Regions from separate parts of the Homo sapiens genome. Here region 1 is linked to region 2. Evidence: chromatin loops called from intact Hi-C (ENCODE). Cell type or tissue: heart left ventricle. All regions are shown on one strand. Each heading gives the region's core, and the rest is flanking DNA. Links, peaks and the distances in the headings are about the cores only. Region 1 overlaps TASOR2 (transcription activation suppressor family member 2). Region 2 overlaps GDI2 (GDP dissociation inhibitor 2).

Region 1 (11,662 bases), core at 3,049-8,048, 110 kb after region 2:
GTTTTTATGTGAACATGTTTTCATTTCTCTTACGTATATACCTTAGAGTAGAATGGCTTGCTCTTCCAGTAAATCTGTGTCTGCTCATCTGAGAAACTGCCAGGCTGATTTCAAAGTGGCTGCACCATTTTATATTCCCACCAGCAGTATACAGAAGGTTCCAATTTTTTCACAGCATTACCAACACTTGTTATTATCTGTCTTTTTGATTACAGCTATCTTAATGGGTATGATGTGGTATATAAATTTATTTTAAAATTTGTATTAAAACCTTAGGTCACATTTTCCATCTACTTCAAAAGGTCAGCAAACTTTTTCATAAAGGGTCAGAAAATAAATACTTTAGGATTATGAACCACACGGTCTCTGTCACAACTACTCATCTCTACCGGTAGAGCATAAAAACAGCCATAGAAAATGCATAAATAGGAATGACCATGTCCCCATATAACTTTATTTACAAAAATAGGCAAGACCACAGGCAGTAGCTTGACCACTTGTGATTTATTTTCTGCTAATATTGTTTTGAAAAATATCGTCTGTAGAAAATTGTGGTTTTTCTCTCTCTTTTTTTATTTTTAATCATATAACTGTTCGGTTAACTAATGTTTATTAACAGACCATCCTGAAGTTCACTGGCTTACAACCACAATCATTTTTTTATCACTCACATCTCTACAGTGTTCATTGAATTCAGCTTAACTCAGCTGGGGTGGCCCTCACTCTCCTATCTCTCATCTTCCCTCAACCAATGAGCTAGCAGAGACATGTTTTTCTCATGGAAATGGCACAGATAGAAAGAGAACAAATAAAAATACCCAAGGCCTCTTAAGGCTTAGGCTTGAAACTGATATGTTATCACTTTTACCTTAGCAAGTCACATAGCCAAACACAAAGTCAAGGAGTAGGGAAATATCTCTGTCACTTTAATGAAAGGAACTGCATAGGGTCATGGAGTGAACATAAGGAAAAGTAAAGCACTAGGGTCAATAATGCAATTGGTAGTGGTGATCATTGCACAACCTTGGGAATAAATTAAAAGCCAGTCAACTGTACACTTTAAAATGGTGAATTTTATGGCATGTGAATTATATCTTCAATAATAAAAATAATATAAAAGAACAAAAAACCAACATAAAACATAAAAAATACCATCTACCAGACAGTCACTGTATGGATGCTGTACATACTATTTTTGTTATACATGTCTGAATGAGATGAATTATCCTGGACTGTTATCAGAAGATTCAGGGTGTAGGGAGGGGTAGGGCACTTGTCATGTTTCTTTAGGGTTCCCTCTGTTCCTAAATCAGAGGACTGCTGTTTTATAATATGGTGCCTTGTTCCTTATCTAATCTCCAAATGTAATCTGGTTCAGGAGGGCCTTTATTGCCAGCTCTGCTTGCCTCTTAGAGACACAACCCTTGCTTTCCAAGGTTATGCACTCATTTCTAGGAGTACTTTATTAGCACTAAGATCTCTGCCTCCCCCATGCCCCACCCAGGCACTTTCTCATTCTGCTTTCTCCTTCCTTGATACCATATGGCTCCTCAGTCTTAGCCAGGTATACGAGACTTCTCTCTTTGGATAGGGCTGATTCTGGATATGAATAAGTTGCTGGAGATACCTGAAATATGCTTCTTCTGCGCAACTTTATCTTTGTCACAGAACTGTTGGAACTTCCCACTGGGGATACCTAACAGCACTTGCATACAATTTAAAGTTAAGGTTTCCTTTTTCCCTGAATTTGTTAAAATGCAGTTTAAGAGCTAGCACCTCGTTCTCTGCCCCCATTCTTCTTTTCAGAAGTAGGAAGAAAATCAATCTGGTCTTGTTCCTTTTGGAACTATACATTCGGTACAATGAAGTTTTGTTTATTTTTTGTTTGTTTCTGTTTTATTGATCAGGGCGCTTAATAGGCCCTTTCAACCTAGAAAGTCACCTTCTTCAGTTCTGGGACACAGATAGTTTCCTTCCACTGTATTAGATGAAGAACCTCCTTGGTTGGCCCTCTAATTTTCTCATCATTTCACTCTTATTTTCTAATTCTTGTGCTCTTCTGGTTTTTTGGGGAGAATTCTTCAGCTTTATTATCTAAACCTTGTATTAAATTTTTAAGAAATTTCTTCTGTCGCAGCAGTTTTTTTTATATAAACTTTTTCATCTTTCACAGATGTAATATCTTCTCTTTAAAGATACTAGTTTTATTTGTTGAAGTTTCTTCTGTTCCCTGAAGTAAATCTATTTATACTCAGCTCCTTTTATTTCCTACTTGGTCTCTTTTTCATTAGAGACTTTCATTCTATGGCAGGCGACCCTTGGCTGTACATTTATACTCAAATGTGAGGCATTTAAAAGCTGACTAGGGCCAGGCACCAGTGGCTCACACCTGTAATCCCAGTACTTTGGGAAGCCAAGGCAGGAAGATCACAAGCCCAGGAGTTGAAGACCAGCCTGGCAACATAGTGAGACCCCATCTCTACAAAAAATAAAAATATCAGCTGGACGTGGGGGCATACGCCTGTATTCCCGGCTACCCAGGAGGCTGAGGTGGGAGGATGGCTTGAGCCCAGGAGTTCAACGCTATAGTGAGTTATGATGGCGCTACTGCACTTCAATCTGGGTGACAGAGTGAGGCCCTGTCTCAAAAAATGAAATAAAAGTTGACTAGAAGCTGTGGTACGTGAACAATGCTTCCTGACCAGCGGCTGTACTCTCCAGGTGATCTGATGGATCCAACTGTTCAATCGGGTGAATTTCCATAGTTCATATCTGTTAAATACTGTGCCATGGGCTGGTAAGTTTCCCCAGCTAAGAATCCGTTAATGTTTTGTTGAGGGGCACGTAAGCCTGATAGTTTGGAAGCCAATCAAAAAAAGACAACCGCTCTAGGTTCAGCATGTTGACCTGACTTTCACTCAATCCTCATTTTCATTTAGGTGCTTCACCCCCACCTTAACCATCTGGAGCCTCCTAGTCTCCTGGGTATAAACCTTCAGTCTTCCGTCAAGGTAGAGGAGAGAGTAGTTGTCTGGGTGTGTGGGAGTGGAGAAGGGGTTCCAGGGTATCAAAATGATAAAGACCATCAACCAACCCTTCTATTCCCACCCCATCCTGTAATTCTTGACTTCAGAAGTCCTGTACTTGATACCCCCAATTCCTAAAACTTTTCCAGATTCTGTGGAAAGAATCTGCTTGCTCCTTGCTGGGTTACCTCTCTTCAGCTTTCAGCATTCTCTAATTCATGAAATCATTTATTACTTGCCCATCTCCTTTCTAGTTTCCCAAATACTGATTTCAGCTATATCTTCCTCTCACCTCCTCTTGATCTTTGTGGATTTATATCCTTATTCTTTTACTATAATCTTAAGAGAGACTTCCAAAGAGTGTATACAATTGAACATGTTAGACTAAAAGTGTCTACTTAACCTGTCTTAATTTCTACCATTAAAAAATGATGCAGCTACCTCCTACAATGGTAGCTACTATTGCCATTATTTTATATTTTGTGTAATTATGAAGACCTCATTTTACTAATGCACCCACCACAGCCCTAATTACACACCAAATCAATACATACTAATTTAAATAATTAGCTGTTAGTGTATATGTATGTACTCAATAGTCATTTACTCAAATGCATAAAAAGCACAATCTAAAGATCTTCAATGATATTATCTCAAAGCATCCTGTCCTTTTCTTGCATGATTTATAATTACATATGTGTAGTTTCTTCATTAATGTCATTTTCCTTAATGAGCCAAGCAATATCACGGCAGGAACCATATCTGTTTTGTTTACTACTGATTACTCAGCATCCAGTCCAATTCCTAGCACATAGTGTTTAGTAAATATGAATTTGGTAACTGAAGAATAAATAATACTTGGCTATTTAATCTGTTCCGAAACTCAGAAAAAGAAATGAAACTTCTCAATTGTTTTTACAAAGCAATCAGATGCGAATACCAAAACTAGACAAAACACATTAAAAAACAACAACTATAGACTGATCTCTTATGAATATTGATATAAAAATCCTAAATATATGCATTGGCAAAGTAAATCCATCAGGACATTAAAATAATAACAGATCAATTAGGGCTCATTCCAAGATGCAAAAATGGTTCAATAAATAGTAAATCCATAAATTTAACCATACTAATAGGTCAAAATAAAAAACCACAAAGGGGCAGCTGGGGTCTGGGATGGGGGTAGGAGAGCCACATGTCAGACTGTCAAAAGGAAGTTACTATATAACGTTCACCAGATGCTTTGTAACATGCAAATTTTTGTTGCTGCACAGTATTTCTTCATTTATGCATGCTATTTTTTACCATACTTAATCCAAAAACAAATTAAGATGCCCCCAAAGAAAACTATTTAGTAACAGTGAAAAATGTCCTACCATAAATTATTCAGGAGAAAGTTCCAAAAGAAGTATATGTGTAATATACCATATCTTAAAGAATATAAACCACAATTTAAACAATGGTCATCTTCTGCACACTTATCAATATCTGGTATTTTTTCTTGTTTATCTGATTGTCCTCCAACCACTAGATTAGTTTCATGAATACAGGGCTTTGTCCTTTTCATTGTTGTATGCCAGTGCTCAGAACAGTGCCTGTTATACAGTAGGGTTTCAATAAATATTTACTTAACAAATTAATCAATTAGTTTTCCAGATCACTTTATTTCTAATTAAAGCCCCTCAGTACCCTCTCACTGCCCTCAGAACACAAAACACACCCTCCTGGCCATGGACAAGTAAAATTTGGTCCCTGCCAATTTCCTATACCTCATCTTGCTCTACTTTTCCCTGACTTACTACTGAGTGGCAGCTACATGGATTTTTCTTTTTATAGCTTTTTCCTCTTTTAAGGCCTTTGTGCATGCTGTTATTTCTGACCAGAATTCTTTTTTTTTTCTCCCCATTCCTCCCATGGTTGAGCTCTTTCTGTTCCTTTAGTGACATCTATTTAAGTCATCCACTCAGATAAACCTCGGATTACCCTGCTGCAAGTGTTTTCTTTAAAGCATTAGAACATGGAATTATTATAAATTTACTTTTTGGTGGGTTGGGAGAGGTCTATTTTCCCCAGCAGAATGTAAGGTTTATAGAGGCAGGCATTGTCTGTTCACCAAAGTCCCCAGGGTCCAACAGAGCTCCTAGCACCACAGTAGATAATCAAATATTCTATGAAGTTATCTTTGGATGGGACAAGTACAGGTAGTTTTTGCTTTACTTTTTACAGCTTTATATATTATCTGAAATTTTAAATAAACATAATCTGGGTGAAATAAAGCTATTTCCACTTTGGAAAAAAGATCTCCTGTAGTCCTAAGTAGCAGCCAGTTATAGTTGTGGTTTTGTGGGGGTTCCCCCCTCCTCCAGGGATGAGGTTGCCCAGGTTGGTCTTGAACTCCTGAAGTTACAGGTTTTTTTTAAATGAAGAAAATGTAGAGAAAACAAATAGCATTTCCCGTAAGTCAAAACAGAGACCCAGAAAACAAAGTGACCCTATTAAAAGCCAAAAAATACAATTTGAGAAATACACAATTTTCACAGAAACTTAAACATTCATTAAAAAATTTCTTGCCACATACGAGTTTAAACCAAGATAATCACGGCACGCACAAAGGGAGTAAAAACTAAGGTAATAACCTGCAAATACTTGAAGCGCAAAGTCAATGTGCAATCCCTGTTCTACATTTCAAAAGATGACCTTAGCTATTGTAGGTTTACATAGGCACACACACAACTAGCACCGTCTCTCTGGCGGTTCTGCAAGGGCTCCACCACTACCACACACAATCCACTCACAATCAGGAGTGAAGTTAAGCCTTCGGGTACCATACAAAAGTGTCTTTCATCACCAGGGCTCTGCTGCGGGGCCTCACTGACCCTGCCAAAGCTTCTCTCCCCACACCCTCACCAGAAGGTAAAACGTTACTAGACAGAATAGGCCCATTTTCTCGGGTCTCCTTCGCACTCAGCGCTGTATTAACAGTCACCTCCGTGGGTGAGCCCGCCCCAGGCACAGCGGGGGTCAGAGCTTCCCACAACAGCATGTGGGAGACCTAGGCCCCTCCCCGACTCACCTCATGGTGTGTTGGGGAGGGTGGCTGTGTCTCTGCTCCGCCGGCAGCCCCTCCGGCCCCCTCCCGCCAGCCAAGGCCAGTGCGCCAGAGCGGGGAACTCCGCGCAGGGCGTGCTGAGCGTGTAGGGCGCGGGGCCGGCGGCGCCTTTTGAAAGTCAACAAGGGCGACGCCGGCTCCGCGAGCGGAGCCCAGGGGCATGGCCCTGACTCGGCGCCCACGGACCCCACAGAACGAGGGGATCCCTGCAAACCCCACTGAGCCCGTACAGCCAACAGGGCTGGGAGATCCCCGCACACTCCGTAGACCCAACGGAGCTTGTAGCGGGTAGGGACTCCACACACCAGGGAACCCTACAGAACCCGCAGGACCCCAGGACCCTGCAGACCTGGGCGGGCTCAGTCGTCAGAACGGAGCACAGGACAGCAAGCCAACTGCCCCCGAGTTCTTGGACGTCACACAGTAACCCCACTAGGAGGATGGTTTTAGTATTATTTTACAAAGCTCACTCCAAGCTCCAATTTCCTTAAGTGTCCTACCCGCAAGCCCCTAGTAAGGATATCTATCAATCTCAGGTCTAATCTAAAATACACGTTCTTTTCACTACAGTGATCTCAAGTTATTATAACTCTTCGTCCCACATCATTTATGCAGCCTCACCGGCTACAGTTTGATGCAGCTTTTTAAATTTACTATGTAGATAATAAAAAATGTATTTATACATGTCACAAAATTAAAAAGTCATAATGAATATGGCTTTTTTTTTTTTTTTGAGACAGAGTGCAGTGGCACAATCTGGGCTCACTGCAACCTCTGCCTCCTGGTTTCAAGCGATTCCCCTGCCTCAGCCTTCTGAGTAGCTGGAATTACAGGTATGGGCCGCCACGCCTAGCTAATTTTTGTATTTTTAGTAAAGGCGTTTCACCGTGTTAACCTGGCTGGTCTCAAACTCCTGACCTCAACTGATCAGCCCGCCTCTGTCTCTCTAAATGCTCAGATTACAGGCGTGAGCCAACATGCCAGGCCTGAATATGGTTTTTTAATACTTCACATAGCTTCAGGAAAATTGATACCAATGCCTGGGGTAGGGATGAGGTCCCTTCCCAATAAGCCATGCAGCCCTAACAAAATTTACGAAAAATTTAATCAAACGGAGGTGCAGGGGGAAGATGAAGTGTTTGGCCTGATCTAAGGACATCTTTACTCATTATGTTTTAACTAAGCAATCTAAGATACCCACATGCATTGCCCAGAAGAAAGCCTAATTAGTAGATCTTATTCATCATTACCATTAGTGTGTTGTATAGCATATAGGATAATTTGAACTTATAAAGCAAGTTAAATTCATAAACAATTATGTAGATTAACAAAGAGCTATTCAAAATAAAAAATTCACTAAGGTATTTAGTATATCCAGTAGGAGACAAATTACCTTTTTTAAAAACTTTTTTTTTGGAATTACACCCCTTGAGTAAAGTGTATTACACCTATGTACTATGACTTTTTCATTTAGCTGTGGCTTGCTTATTTTTGGATTTAATATTCAATTTTTGAAGATTGTTTTAACATTCTCAAAATCCAGTCTACCACAAAAAGTATTTTTGGTAATCAGGCTGATGCTTATAAACACCACAATTTTTTTCCTCCTACATTATGTAAAAACAACAACAAATTCTTTAGAGACCATACTTTTTATATTCAAGATCATATAACTTTCTTTTTTTTTTTTTTTGAGACGGAGTCTCACTCTGTCGTCAGGCTGGAGTGCAGTGGCGTGATCTCGGCTCGCTGCAATCTCTGCCTCCCAGGTTCAAGCGATTCCCCCACCTCAGCCTCCCAAGAAGCTGGGACTACAGGCATGCACCATCATGCCCGGCTAATTTTTTGTATTTTAGTAGTGACAGGGTTTCACCATGTTGGCCAGGATGGTCTCGATCTCCTGACCTTGTGATCCACCCACCTCGGCCTCCCAAAGTGCTGGGATTACAGGCATGAGCCACCGCGCCCAGCCTCAAGGTCATATAATTTTCATTAGAATTATTTCAAAGCTTATATGGTGACTTTTTAAAACATCTCTATACAGTAATGACCATTGTTCTGGCTCCTCATCAACTGGGTTTATGAGTTTGTGCTTTGGCATTAAACCATCTTTTGCCTGTATAAAATGGTTGTATCGTATTCATTAATATACTTATTGCAAGGATACACACTGTTAAGTAGTTTTGTCCCTCTTACAAAAATATCCTGAGAATAAGTTCCTCTCAGAAACAATTATATTTCAAGACCCACTTTTGGGTACTCTTGATTATTACATATGGCAAAAGAGAACGTGACATCTGATTTATGCCAGAATAAAGATAACTATGTATGGCCACCACCTCTACACGTAGCCCACGCAAAATGTCCTGGGCACAGATAAATAGGGGATATGCACAAGGGTAAAGTAGGTGCCCCAACTGGACAAACCTCAGGCATTGGGATCTTGAATATTCCTTCTCCTAATGAGGGAGCAGGTGTACATGAAAGGTTCTAAACAGGGTCTATTTCACCATGCCAAGGAGGGTAGTGAATCTTTATACAAAATATTAGCAAGGGATTTAGTTCTCCGATTAAATGTAATTAAAATCTTACTAAGAGAAAACAAAGTACACTCCAGATACATTTCTTATGATAAAAACAGTAATTTTAAAAAGCAAATTAAAAAAGCCAACTAAGCCAAGCAATAAAAGCAAAAGCTGGTTATTTGTAGAGTAATAATAAAGTAGGTAATCTTTTAGCAAATATAAATAAGTAAAAAGGAAAAAATTAAATATTGAAAGCAAAGACGATACAACCACAAATACAAGGAAGATATTTCTAAAATTATAAATCACCATGTATAATTTATATCAATAAATCTGAAAACTATAAAAATATAATTTACCAACATTGGTCTAAATGGAAGAAACATTTAAATAAACCAATAATGATGAAGAAAATGAAAAGAGTAGTCAAAAACTCTACCCCCTCTTCCAAAAGACTAGTTCCAGAGATTTCCTGTTTTACTTTTAACTTATCAAAAATTATCAAAAATCCACAAGTTTGGCAATGTATGTCTGTTGGGGAAGCTGTGGGAAACAAAGTGAAAGAAGAGTAAAAGACCAGAAGAGAATATTTACTATGTAGATAATTTAAAAAATTATTTATACATTAAGATAAATAACACGAATGGAAATCACATTTAATAAATTATGAATAAACACATTTAAAAACATCTCCAATTTACAGATTTAAGAAGACAATCCCAAGCAAGATACATACATGCTTGTTTTTTTGTTTTTTTGAGATGGAGTCTTGCTCTGTCGCCCAGGCTGGAGTGCAGTGGCGTGATCTCTGCTCACTGCAACCTCTGCCTCCCGAGTTCAAGCAATTCTTCTGCCTCAGCCTCCCGAGTAGCTGGGACTACAGGCGCGCACCCCCATGCCGGGATAATTTTTGTATTTTTAGTAGAGACAGAGTTTCACCATATTGGTCAGGCTGGTCTTGAACTCCTGACCTCTTGATCCGCCCACCTCGGCCACCCAAAGTGCTGGGATTACAGGCGTGAGCCACCGCACCCGGCCAATACATACAAGTTAACAGCAAAGCAGCAAAAAGCTAAAGATCAAAACAAACAACAAAAGAACCCACAAAAAACAGTCAGAACAAAATGAATTGATAGACTGATAGGTGACTTTTCAATAGCAATAATGAAAGCCAAAAGACAGAGGAATAAGAGCTTCAGCATGTTAAAAGAAAACAATTGCCAACTTTTGTATTCAGCAAAAACATCATTCAAGAATGGCTGCAAAATAAAGACATTTTCAGGTGAACAAAAACTGAGTGTTCATCATCAATAGATCTTCAATAAAAGCCATTCCAAAAACTGTACTTTTTAAAGGAGACAGGGTCTTGCTCTGTCACCCAGGAAGGTGTGCAGTGGCATGATGATGGCTCACTGCAATATCAACCTTCTGGGCTCAAGCAATCCTCCCACCTCAGCCTCCCAAGTAGCTGGGAACACAGGTGTGTGCTACCACGCTCCACTAATTTTTTTTTTTTTGTAAAGATGGGGTCTCACTATGTTGCCCAGGCTGGTCTCAAACCTGGCTGAAGCAATCCTCCCAGCTCAACTTCCCAAAGTGCTAGCATCACACGCATGAGCCCACGCACCCAACCAATTTTCTGAAATTATATAATGAAATGTGTCATGTGAAAGAGCTGCACAATTCAGTGAACCAATGTTTTCCAAATGACACATGTGTAGGTAAAAGAGCCCTTGAAAGTGCATGGTAGGCCAATGTTAATGTCAGAGCATGAGAAGTTCATTCATATGATTTGCAATTCTACACTGCAGCTAACGTTTAACAAATTGTTAGGGGCTGGATGTTATAGTCCCAGTGCTTTGAGAGGCGAGGCAGGGGGACTGCTAGAGGCCAGCAGTTCGAGACTAGCTTGGGCAACATAGCAATACTGTCTCTACAAAAAAAAAAAAAAAAAAAAAAAAATTAAAAATTAGCTGGGCCTGGTGGTGTGTGCCTGTAGCCCTAGTTACTCAGGAGGCTGAGGCAGGATTGTTTGAACCCAGGAGTTGGAGGCTGTAGTGAGCTATGATCACATCACTGCACTCTAGCCTGGGCGACAGAGCAAGACACTGTCCTAAAAAACAAAACAGAAACAAAAACACAAAACTGTTAGGTTTTGATGAGTATCAAAAAAGAACATAATCATCTGAAAAGATTATTAAAATATTCATCTCTTTTCTAACTACTCAGCTGAATGACGCTGGATTTTCTTCATGCACTTCAACCAAAATAATACATGGCAACACAATGAATACAAAAGCAGATGAGACTCTAGTCATTAAAGGAGACCTTCAGCGTATTTGCAAAAATGTACAAAAATCCCATTCTTGTCACTAATTTTGGGGAGATAAAATATGTTAAGATGTAATGGGTTATTATATTTAAAGGTACCAATAAATAAACATACATTTCAAATTTATCAGTTTTAATATCTAATACGGTAATTATCAATTGATATAATCCAATAAACAAAAGATCTTTGGGATCTTCAGCAGTCTTTTGAGACGGAGTCTCACTCTGTCACCCAGGCTGCCGTAGAGTGACACAACCTTGGCTCACTGCAACCTGTCTCCCAGGTTCAAGTGATTCTCTTGTCTCGGCCTCCCGAGTAGCTGGGACTACCTGCACCTGCCACCACACCTGGCTAATTTTTGTATTTTTAGTAGAGATGGTGTTTCACCATGTTGGCCAGGCTGGTCCCTAACTCCTGACCTCAAGTGATCCACCTGCCTTGGCCTCCCAAAGTGCTGGGATTACAGGCGTGGGCCACCGTACCTGGCCCCCTCAATGGTTCTTAAAAAGTGTAGAGGGGTCCTGGGAATAAAGTTTCTAAATTGCTAAACTATAGGCACGTGCTTTAACATGAGTGAATCTCAGAAACAATGTTTAACAAAAGTAACTCATAGAATACAGAATGACTTTATTTAAATAAAGTTCAAAAACAGGTAAGAGTAAACAAT
Region 2 (11,662 bases), core at 2,271-7,270:
TAACTAGTTCCACAGCTGTTTGTGCTTCCCAGAGGTTTTTTTCTTCCCATTTTTTGTTCTACACAGTAAGAATTTATGAATAGAAATATATACTTTAGTGATGTATACCAGATGATTCTCAGCATCATATGTTTAAAAACTTGCTTTACATCCCAGATACTTTTCCTCATTTCTCTTTATCAGAATTTTGTGATTTCAGATTCAGAGAAGGTTTTATACTTGATTTTAAAATTCTGAACTAAAATTCAGATTGCCTCTTGGATTTGCTTAATCTTTGATTTGCTCTTTGAGAGTTCTTGCTTATAGCTGTGTTAGAGTTCTGTAGACAAAGGACTTTCTATTCACTACAGTAGTGAGCATAGGATCAATATTTGCAAATGCTGTTACACTTGGGAGCTGTGTTGTAGGCAGTTTAAACCAGCGTTAAGCATCCTGGCCAAAAGAAAATATAAGTGAAATTAGACATATTTTAGCATGTAGAGATGACAATAGTGTGACATTGGTTTTTAAAGACCACTGGTAGATGTTCACATGCGTGATACACTGCAATTACCTCTGTCTTCCCTCCCATGGTACCTGATTGGAGACTCTTACTGGAGTAATAGTTTCAGTTTCAGTTATTTAAACCCAGTGACTATTGTGATCAGTTATGGGCAGTAAAAAGGTAAACACAGAACCTGTCTATAAGTAGCTTGTTCTCGTGTTGGAGAGTAACTAATAAGAATTAGTATGAGAAAGCATTAAGTCCCCTAAGAGGTGCACTTATATGAGTTCAGTCAGGGAATCAGGAAAACCTTCGTAAAGAAGGAGATATTTAGCTGGCTTTAAAAAAATATTGGCAAGGTTTGAATGGAGGAATGATTTTTTAGGCAGAGAGCAGTCAGTGTAAGTCAATGCTAAGTCAAGGATGTATGTAGGGAATGGGGAGTGGTTTGTTTTGCTTGAAACAGAAGCTTTGGAGAGAGATTCTAGGCTAAGAAATGTGAAAATTATCTTCAAGGCAGTGAGAGAGGACTTTGAGCAGGAGAGTGATATAATTAGCCACATTTCAAGAGAAGGTATCTTTTGACAGTTTTTTTTTTTGTTTTTTTTTGAGATGGAGTCTCACTCTGTTGCCCAGGCTGGAGTACAGTGATGTGATCTCGGCTCACCGCAACCTCTGCTTCCCAGGTTCAAGCAGTTCTCCTGTCTCAGCCTCCCGGGTAGCTGGGATTACAGGTGCCTGCCACCATGCCCAGCTAATATTTGTATTTTTAGTAGAGATGGGGTTTCACCATATTGATCAGGCTGGTCTCGAACTCCTAACCTCAGGTGATCCACCCGCCTAGGCCTCCCAAAGTGCTGGGATTATAGGCATGAGCCACCGCGCCTGGCTGACAGTTTTTAATGAGATGCATTAGAGGGGCAGAGTCATTTAAAGAAACATTCTTCATAAAACAGCCATTTTTATTATGTTGCTGTAAGATACTTGCCATTGAAATGAACTGATTTAAAATTTTTCTGGTTAATTTCTCATGTTTCTAGGTAAGTAGTTTTGAAAAGGCACTTTAATATTAGTTATTAGATACTTTGTACTCCTGATCACATTTGTGTGTGTGTGTGTGTGTGTGTATTTGTAGTTTTTTTTTTTTTTTTTTTTTAATAACAACAATACTTTTTATTTCTGAGACAGAGCTCTCTGTTACCCAGGCTGGAGTGCGGTGGTTCAATCTCAGCTCACTACAACCTCTGCCTCCCCGGTTCAAGTAATTCTCCTGCCTCAGGCTCCCAAGTGGTTGGAATTACAGGTGCTCACCACCACGCCCGGCTAATTTTTTTGTATGTTTAGTAGCGATGGGGTTTCACCATGTTGGCCAGGCTGGTTTTGAACTCCTGACCTCAGGTGATCTGCCTGCCTCAGCCTCCCAAAGTGCTGGGATTACAGGCGAGAGCCACCGCACCCAGCCCATAACAGAACTTTAAAATGCAGTAGGATTTGATAGGGTGTAGAGGATTTTTTGTTTGTTTGTTTTTGAGACAGGGTCTCGGTCTCTTACCCAGGCTGGAGTGCAGTTGTGTGATCACAGCTCACTGTAGCCTCAACCTTCCAGGCTCAAATGATCCTCCCACTTCAGCTTCCCAAGTTAGCTGGAACTACAGGAGGCATGTAGTTTGGGTATTTTTTGTAGAAATGGGGTTTTGCCATGTTGTCCAGGCTGGTCTCAAACTCCTGGGCTCAAGCAGTTCTTCTGCCTCGTCCTCCCAAAGTGTTAGGATTACAGGCGTGAGCCACCTTGCCCAGCCAGGGTATAGAGTTTAGTTTGTCACTAGGAAGGTATATCAAAATATTAATAAATTTTGGCTCTATTCCCTTCCAAGTCTAAATTGCTCTGTAATCGGGGTTGGGGAGTGGGCATTAATTTTTCAGCATACCATTGTTACTGGCCGTGGAAACACCATGTAGGTGTAACAATTCATATATAGAAATTTCATTCAGCCTCTTCAGGTGCTTTGTCTAATATATTTGGGTGTTGTCCAAATGAGTTATTCTGTTTTTGATGATTGCAACTCTGGTGGTATGTGTAGGGTGCTGAAGGAAGAGAACGTCAGTATCGCTGATGGTTCTGTCCCCCAGCCCCACATCCACATATCTACACGTACTAGCACTTTGGTGCAATTAAATATTAAAAACCATTTTGGTTGGTTACCTGTTTTTATGTAGGAGAACGTCAAGTGCCAGGTGGGTGGCAGATGCTAGTGTCATACAGAACTTGGATTCTGAAGATGGTTTTATAGTCTTAGTGATTTTGGATGTGAATATGTATTCTTATCCTGCTTAGGTCATTTGTAGGTGAGTTTGAAGTTACAGTGGGTACTCTTACCTGTTACATTTACAACTCATGTTGGTGAATATTCATTCACATACAAGTTTCGTGGTTAAAGTTACTTGATGTACATGATAGATGGACCAGCTTTTCTAGTGTGAAAAAGAGAAGCTTAGTTTTTATGGCTTTAATGTGCTTTGCTTGTGAATATTGTGTATTCATCAGATAGGTTGTAGTAGAATTTAATTTTGAGCTGGTAATTTTGGAAAAATATTAAAATTTTAGGATCATTAATATATACTGTGCCCAGATATGACTGATAAATTCTATCAATTAATGACTTCACCCATGTTTTAAAACAAAGCTTATTATGTTTGTGCTATTATATATTCTTTTAGCAGTGTGGAAGCAGTCTTTTATAATAGTTGGGTATAGAGGAACTAGTGGGCCTGCAGATTTTTTATTAGCTTTAGTTAGCTCTTGTCATATTTGCTCCAAGTGGTGCCTTTGAAGGTAGTTGCTGTCAGCTCTTTGGACTCGGCCACATCTTTAAATTACTGGGCCCTTTATTTTAGGCCTCAGTGCTTGCTTTACGGCCATAGTCCAGTGGGTCATGCTTAGTGTGAAAGGTTATATATAGAAGCTGTGCAACACTCCAATTTGCTTGCTGAGATTTTGCTTTCAAAAGTCTGCAGTCTACTTTTGTCAGCTGGGAATGTAACTGTCTTCCTCTGCTGTGTCATAACTTATTTTTAAGATAGTAAATATTTTATTTTCATATGTGGAACTATATGTTGGTGCTGCTTTAGGTTGTTTTCTTCCCCCACCCCCCAAAAGTAAATTGTTTTAGTCAGTATTAGGGTTGATTTTTGTAGTTGTTAAAATACCTTCATTTCCTTTTATGAAGACATAATGAAGAAAGTGAAAAGGCAGGCCACAGAATGGAAGAAGATAATTGCAGTACATGTAACTAATAAAGGATTTATATATAGTATATAAAGTACTTTTATAAAGCAGCGAGAAAAAGCCCATTTAAAAAATGGGGAAAAATTTTGAATAGGCACTTATCATAAGTGCCTTATCACTTAGCTTGATCATCAGTAAACGTTTTTTTGTTTTTTTTTTTTTAAATTTTCTTTTGTAGAGATGGGGGTCTCACTGTGTTACCTGGGCTTAAGCGATTCTCCCACCTTGGCCTCCCAAAGGGCTGAGATTATAGGCATGAGCCACCATGCCCGGTCCCTAATCATTAATCAACTATTTAAAAAGTGTTCAACCTTATTTGTCCTCAGGAAATGCAAATTAAATCACTTCTTAACTAGAATGGCTAAAATTAAAAAGGCAACAGTGTAAGTGGTCAAGGATTTGAAACAGTGGGGACTCACTGCGGACAAAAGTGTAAATTGGTACAACCGTTTTTGGAAAGCTGTTTGGTAATATCTGTTGAAGTTGAATGTATTTATACTCTTCTTGATATATAACAGAAATGCACACTTAGAAGACACATGCGAGAATGTTGATAGAGCATTATTTGTAATAGTGAAAAACTGGAAACTATCCAAATATCCACCAGGAGTAAAATGGAGAAGTAAATTGTGGTATAGTCATTCAGTGGAATCGTCTACAGCTGTGTTACCCAAAGTGTGCTGCATAGATCAGCTGCATCTGCAACACCTGAGAATTTACCAGAAATGCGGAAGTTTAGGCCCCAACTCGGATATTACACAGAATCAGAATCTACAGTTTAACAGGATCTCCAGGTTATTCTTATATATAATAAAATTTGCAAACACAGCTTTAGTAATTCTTGAAATTGGTCCTGGACCAGCATCATCAGTATCACCTCATCAGCATCAGTGGTGGCTGACACCTGTAATCCCAGCACTTTGGGAGGACAAGGCAGGAGGATTGCTTGAGCAAACCTTGCTTTGCAAGGCCAAGGCTGGGCTACATAGTGATATCCTGTTGCTACAAAAAATTAAAAAATTTGGCAGGCGTGGTGGCACATGTCTGTAGTTCCAGCTTCTCAGGAGGCTGAGGTTAGAGGATCTCTTGAGCCTGGAGGTTGAGGCTGCAGTGAGCCATGATCACACCACTGCACTCCAGGCTGGGCAACGGAGTGAGACCCTGTCTGCATCCTGCCAACCTTTTTTTTTTTTTTTTTTTTTTTAAAGAGCAAATTCTCAGATCCAACCTCAGACCTACTAACTCAGAAGCTCTGTAGATGGGGCCTAGCAGTCTGTGTTTTCAAGCCCTCCAGGTGATTTGGATACAACCTGAAGTTTGGAAATCTGGGTAGAATTTACATTTCTAACAAGTTGGCAGGTGATGCCAAGTCAGGAACCACACTGAGATGCCCTGCTTGCAGGGTTAGCCATACACTCTGAAAAGCTCCCGATAGTAGCCGGGTGCCATGGCTCACCCCTGTAATCACAGCACTTTGGGAGGCTGATGCGGGTGGATCATGAGGTCAGGAGTTTGAGACCAGCCTGTCCAAGATGGTGAAACCCCATCTGTACTAAAAATACAAAAATTAGCTGGGCGTGGTGGCGCACACCTGTAGTCCCAGCTACTTGGGAGGCCGAGGCAGGAGAATCGCTTGAACCCAGGAGGCAGAGGTTGTGGTGAGCTGAGATCGTGCCATTGCACTCCAGCCTGGGCAACAAGAGAGAAACTCTGTCTTTAATAAAAAAAAAAAAAAGCTCCAGATAGTAAATATTTTAGGTTATGTAGACGTTCTGGTCTCTGTCACAGCTGCCCAACTCTGCTGTGGTACTAGGAAAACAGCCATAAACAGTATGTACATGAACAGATATGGGTATTTACCAATAAAACTTCACAGAAATAGCCTTCAGGCTGGATTTGTCTCATCTCTGGGGACCTTTGCTCTATAGCAATGATAATAAATAGACCATGCACAAAACATGAAAGAATCTTAAAACGTGTTGCATAATGTCAGACGCAGAAAGTTAATACACATGATTAGATTTTTAGAGTTCAGAAGCGGGCAGAACAAATCTTTGCTATTAGAAATTATGAGAGTGCTGGGGGATGGTGGTGGTTATGATTGGAATACGGCATGAGGGCCTTCTGGAGTGCTCAGAATGTTTTGTTTCTTGAGCTAAAGAAAGAATGATTCAGGCTGGGCGTAGTGGTTCATGCCTGTAATCCCAGCACTTTGGGAGGCCAAGGTGGGCAGATCACTTGAGGCCAGGAGTTCAAGACCAACCTGGCCAACACGGTGAAACCCCATCTCTACTAAAAATACAAAAATTAGCCAGGCGTGATGGTGCATGCCTGTAATCCCAGCTATTTAGGAGGCTGAGGCAGGAGAATAGCTTGAACCTGGGAGGTGAAGGTTGCATTGAGCCAAGATCGCGCCACTGCACTCCAGTCTGGGCAACAGGGTGAGACTCCTATCTCAATAAAAAAAAAAAGAAAGAATGATTCACACTCCTATAGTGAAATTTGAACCTCATGGTAAGTAATTTAAGACATTTAAGAAATACTAAATGAATAGATATATTATGGAAGAAAACTTGAAATTTGTGTGAATTTTAAAAATACGGGTTTCAAAGTCAAATAGACTTGTAGAGAATAAGATTGTTCTTTGACATCTAGGGTCCTTTGGATAAATTTGAGAAATATTAAAGATTTATAAAGATACATGGAATTTCCTTTGTCTCTTTAAGAAATAAAGCACTGATCACTCAAACCCTTTTTGAGTGATTATATGCCCCATCTCTGTGTTTCTTCACATTAATTGTATTAATTTTTTCCCTCTTCTTAATTTGGTTTGTCTTAGTGTATTCATGCTTGCTTTATCTTTTTCCTGAGAGTGGTCATTTATACTTTTCGGTTGATGGTCAATTTATTGGTGGTTGTCCTATATGCTTTGCTTAGGGCTCTAGTTTTCAAACTTTTTAGTCTCAGGATCTGTTCACGTGCTAAAAAATTCAGGACCTTGAGCTTTTGTTTATAAAGGTTGTAGCTATTGATATTTATCATATTAGAAATGGAGGAATAAATAAATCACTGACAAATAATAAACCGATTACATGTTAACATGTATAACAATTTTAACTGTATATGTACTTTTTTTTTGTTATTGAGATAGGATCTCACTTTGTCACCCAGGCTGAAGTGCAGTGGCCTTATCACGGCTCACTGCACCTTTGCCCTCATGGGTTCAAGTAATCCTCCCACCTCTCAGCCTCTTGAGTAGCAGGGACTACAGGTGCTCACCACCACACCCAGCTAATTTTTGTATTTTTTGCAGAGATAGGGTTTTGCCCTGTTGCCCAGACTGGTCTCCATCCAACTCCTGGGCTTAAGCCATCTGCCTGAGTATATTTTCTAAAACAAAATTGTGAGAAGACTATCAATATTTCACGTTTTCTGCAAATCCTTTAATGTCTGGCTTAATAAAACTGAATTCACATACATGCTTCTGTGTTCAGTTCTGTTGCGATATATTGTCTAGGCTGAAGTATATGAAAACAGGTCTCACACAGACATGTAATTGGAAAAGGGAGGAGTAATTTAAATATAGCCTTTCAGGTTATTGTAGATATTCTTTGGTTTACACAAAAGCACAAGTGGTAGTTTTTAAGAGATAGCAGTATGAAATCTGAAGCCACATTAATGAATGTTTTATATTCTGATATATTAACACCCACTGATCTAGCTTGCACTTTGAATTCCTCTTTTTTCCTCCTGTGTGATTTTGTAATTTCATTCACCCGTTATTTGGAAAACAAGGTTTACTCTGAGTAAAGTGGGTCTTAATGTTGACATGTTTCATTTTACATTATCAAAACATCATATTTGTTAGTATTGTCACTGATAATGTTAGAAAAGTTCTTCATGTATTGGGGAACCTGACGTGTGCCCATGGTGGTAGTTGTAAGTTTTCCATAATTCTTTTTTTTTTTTTGAGATGGAGTCTTGCTCTGACACCAGGCTGGAGTGCAGTGGCGCGATCTCGGCTCACTGCAGCCTCCAACTCCCTGGTTCAAGCGATTCTCCTGCCTCAGCCTCCCGAGTAGCTGGGATTACAGGCATGCGCCACCATGCCCAGCTAAGTTTTGTATTTTTAGTAGAGATGGGGTTTCACCATGTTGGCCAGGATGGTCTCAATCTCCTGACCTTGTGATCCACCCGCCTCGGCCTCTCAAAGTGCTTGGATTACAGGTGTGAGCAGCTGTGCCCGGCCAAGTTTTCGGTAATTCTAATTTTCATTTAAAATTTGACTTATTGGCAGCACGTGTCAGTTATTTTCCTTTAGGTTTTCTTTGAGAAAATGTCAAATACCTAAATCTGAATAATCATAGTTTGTTGGTCAGTTCTTTCAAATAAAAATGATTATTCATAAAAAAAAGCGGCTAGTTCAGCTTACAGATCAGTGGCACAGGTTTTCCCTGAGCTGAAGTGCTGTCTGTATTCTTCCCATTTTTTCACACACAATGTTTAAAAGATGACTATTGAAGGGTATATGTTTATTAAATAACTTTATTAATTCTTTTTGCTACTCAGTCTTGCTCTGTCACCCAGGCTGGAGTGCAGTGGCGTGGTCTCAGCTCACAGCAGCCTCTGCCTCCTGGGTTCAAGCAGTTCTGCCTCAGCCTCCTGAGTTGCTGGAATTACAGGCATGCACCACCATGCCCTGCTAATTTTTGTGTATTTAGTAGAGACAGGGTTTCACCGTATTGCCCAGGCTGGTCTGAAATTCCTGGGTTCAAGCATTACACCCACCTCGGCCTCCCGAAGTGCTGGGATTGCAGGTGTGAGCCACCATGCCTGGCCAATAAAGTTACTTTTTAATGCTTTTATCAAGGACATCCTTTTTTTTGTTCTTGAGATGGAGTTTAGCTCTTGTTGCCCAGGCTGGAGTGCAGTGGTGTGATCTTGGTTCACCACAACCTCTGCCTCCCAGGTTCAAGCAATTCACCTGCCTTGGCCTCTTGAATAGCTAGGATTACAGGCATGTGCCACCATGCCCGGCTAATTTTGTATTTTTACTAGAGATGTGGTTTCTCCATGTTGGTGAGGCTGGTCTTGCTCTTCTGACCTCAGGTGATCCACCTCCCCTGGCTTCCCAAAGTGCTGGGGATTACAGGCGTGAGCCACTGTGCCCACCCTATCAAGGACATCCTTAAATGAATGCCTGGCGATGAAGACTGTAATGATGACTAGTATAGTTTAGAGCCCTGTCTTAATTTGTTTTATCCACCATTGATTTTACATCATCAGTGGAAGTGTCAACACTGAAAAGGTGACTAGGCTGGGCACGATGGCTTACGCCTGTAATCCCAGCACTTTGGGAGGCTGAGGCGGGAGGATCACCTGAGGTCAGGAGTTCAAGACCAGCCTGGCCAACATGGTGAAACCCTGTCTCTGCTAAAAATACAAAAAATTAGCCGGGTGTGGTGGCGGGCACCTGTAATCCCACTTACTCAAGAGGCTGAGGCAGGAGAACTGCTTGAATCCTTGGAGGTAGAGGTTGCAATGAGCTGAGATTGCGCCATTGCACTCCTGCCTGGGCAAGAAGAGTGAAACTCTATCTCAAAAAATAAATAAAAAAAAAAAATTAAAAGGTGACTAATGTCTTAGTGTTATTATGAAACAGTTTTAATCTTGGGATGCATAGGAGCCCACAGACCACACCTGGACCCCTGGTTTCTTAAGGGCTTTCTTCATAAATTATGTCATGTTGCATGAATATAAGTGTAATTACTAAGAGAATGTGTAATGGCAGGCTTGAAAAAAATGATCTGTTTTAAATATGCTGTAGAACTTTCTTTTCAAGGTACTATGCTTTTTCTATAGGAATGTATCCTGTCAGGTATAATGTCAGTGAATGGCAAGAAAGTTCTTCATATGGATCGAAACCCTTACTACGGAGGAGAGAGTGCATCTATAACACCATTGGAAGATGTAAGTGTTAGTCAAATTTCATACGCCTCTCACACTTTGTGAGTATTTCACTTGTGAATCTCTACCTTATTCCTTAGAGATGGTCTTAATTTTGTTTTGTTAAATGGAATATCTGGAGCACTGTTTTTCAGGAGCTTCTGGTTTGAAGCTCATAGAAATTTACATTTTGACTTTTGTTGCTATGTGGAGCAGTTATCTCTTAGCATTAACAGAGAATAGTCTAGGAAGGGAGGGTAGAGGATCGTCTGATGTGCCAGCGCAAGTCCAGTGCTTTCCTCATGGCTTTATTTATTTTCTCAGTCCCTCAAAGATTTTTTTTTTAATCTCCATTTAACATAGTCTCTGTGGGGTTAAAATCTGAGATGGGTTGTAAACCCAAGTTACATGACTACAAAGCTTAGTTCCTTTTGCTATACTGCCTTGTTTCCTACTTTTTTTGAACGTGGACACATAGCATTTCCACAGTGTGTTTTAATATATTGATTGTTTTTCTGCGTGAGGTTTGTTGAACACCTACGTATATGGATATGATGTGTACTGTGTCTTATGGGAGATAGATATCATCAATGACTTTAATCAGTGACTTATTAGACAATACTTACCAAAAAGGATTTTTTTCTATATTCAGTAATACTGAAAAGTTTAAAGAATAATACGATGTATAAAAAAATCTTCCATCAGAGTTCAGCAGTTAAAGTTTGCTGTATTTTTTTCATGTCTCTTTTTTTGTTACTGGTTTTGATCCATTGAAAGTGATAAGACATCATGAGGCTTGAGCAAAATATTTCAGCATTCATCTGCTAAGAATAACATTCTCCTGCATAAGCATAATACCATTATATCATATCCAGAACCATATTCAAATTTCCCAGTGGTCCCAGTAATCTCTTACGTAGCTGTTTGTATTTGGTATAATTTTCTCTTTATTCTCTTATTTATTTTTCTGGAGACAGAATCTTGCTCTGCCGCCCAGGCTGGAGTGCAGTGGCACAGTCTCGCCTCCCTATGGCTTCCACCTTCTGGGTTCAGGTGATTCTTCTGCCTCAGCCTCCCAAGTAGCTGGGATTAAAGGCGTGCACCACCATGCCTGGCTAATTTTTGTATTTTTAGTAGAGACGGGGTTCCACCATGATGGCCAGGCTGGTCTGGAACCCCTGACCTCATGTGATCTGTCTGCCTTGGCCTCCCAAACTGCTGGGATTACAGGCATGAGCCACCACGCCCGAGCGCTTTATTCTTTGTTGTTGTTGTTTGTTTTTAAGAGACAGGGCCTTGCCCTGTTGCCCAGGCTGAAGTGCAGCAGTGCGATCGTAGCTTGCTGTAGCCTTGAACTCCTGGGCTCAAACGATCCTCCTGTATCAGCCTCCTAAGTAGCGGGGCTAAAGATGCATACCACCTGCCTGGCTTATTTTATTTTTTGTAGAGATGGGGTCTCTCTGTGTTGCCCAGGCTGGTCTCAAACTCCTGGCCTCAAGTGATCCTCCTACCTTGGTTTCCCAAAGTGTTGGGATTATAGGTGAGAGCCACCATGCCTGGGCACCTCTTTATTTTCTTAATCTACAAATCTCCTCACAATTTTTTTCTTTTCTTAATTTTGTTTTATTTTATTTTTATTTTTATTTTTTTGAGACAGTCTTGCTCTGTTGTCCAAGCTGATGTGTAGTGGTGCAGTCTCGGCTCACTGCAACCTCCATCTCTTGGGTTCAAGTGATTTTCATGCTCAGCCTTCTGAGTAGCTGGGATTACAGGTGTGGACCACCATGCCTGGCTAATTTTTTGTATTTTTAGTAGAGATGGGGATTTCTTCTTGTTGGCCATGCTGGTCTCGAACTCCTCAAATGATCTGCCTGCCTTGGCCTTCCAAAGTGCTGCGGTTACAGGTGTGAGCCTCTGTGCCTGGCCTAGTATATTTCTTAGCTGAT

What was found. Peaks named below come from ENCODE experiments on the same cell type or tissue, not always from the same donor. Only the 100,000 strongest peaks of a DNase experiment are listed, where the experiment ranks them.
Region 1: it touches region 2 in a loop (2.0-fold over the local background); 49 of 110 quality-filtered maps call a loop at or near these places.

What each region holds. Positions count from the first base shown.
Region 1 is chr10:5,687,359-5,699,020 of GRCh38, reverse strand. The region is part of intron 1 of TASOR2 (transcription activation suppressor family member 2); the gene reads right to left. Among named protein-coding and RNA genes, the nearest start is that of TASOR2, 8.4 kb to the right of the region's middle. RefSeq lists a silencer at 6,128-6,357. In heart left ventricle, for the core only: no CTCF peak of the experiment used is centred there; a DNase peak (open chromatin) is centred at 6,170; H3K4me3 peaks cover 1,248 bases.
Region 2 is chr10:5,798,676-5,810,337 of GRCh38, reverse strand. It overlaps GDI2 (GDP dissociation inhibitor 2), which reads left to right. Exons shown (of 11, transcript NM_001494.4): 2 at 9,633-9,740. It overlaps LOC124902367 (a long non-coding RNA gene), which reads left to right. Exons shown (of 2, transcript XR_007062041.1): 2 at 1-7,247. Among named protein-coding and RNA genes, the nearest start is that of GDI2, 8.9 kb to the left of the region's middle. In heart left ventricle, for the core only: no CTCF peak of the experiment used is centred there; no DNase peak of the experiment used is centred there; H3K27ac peaks cover 1,006 bases.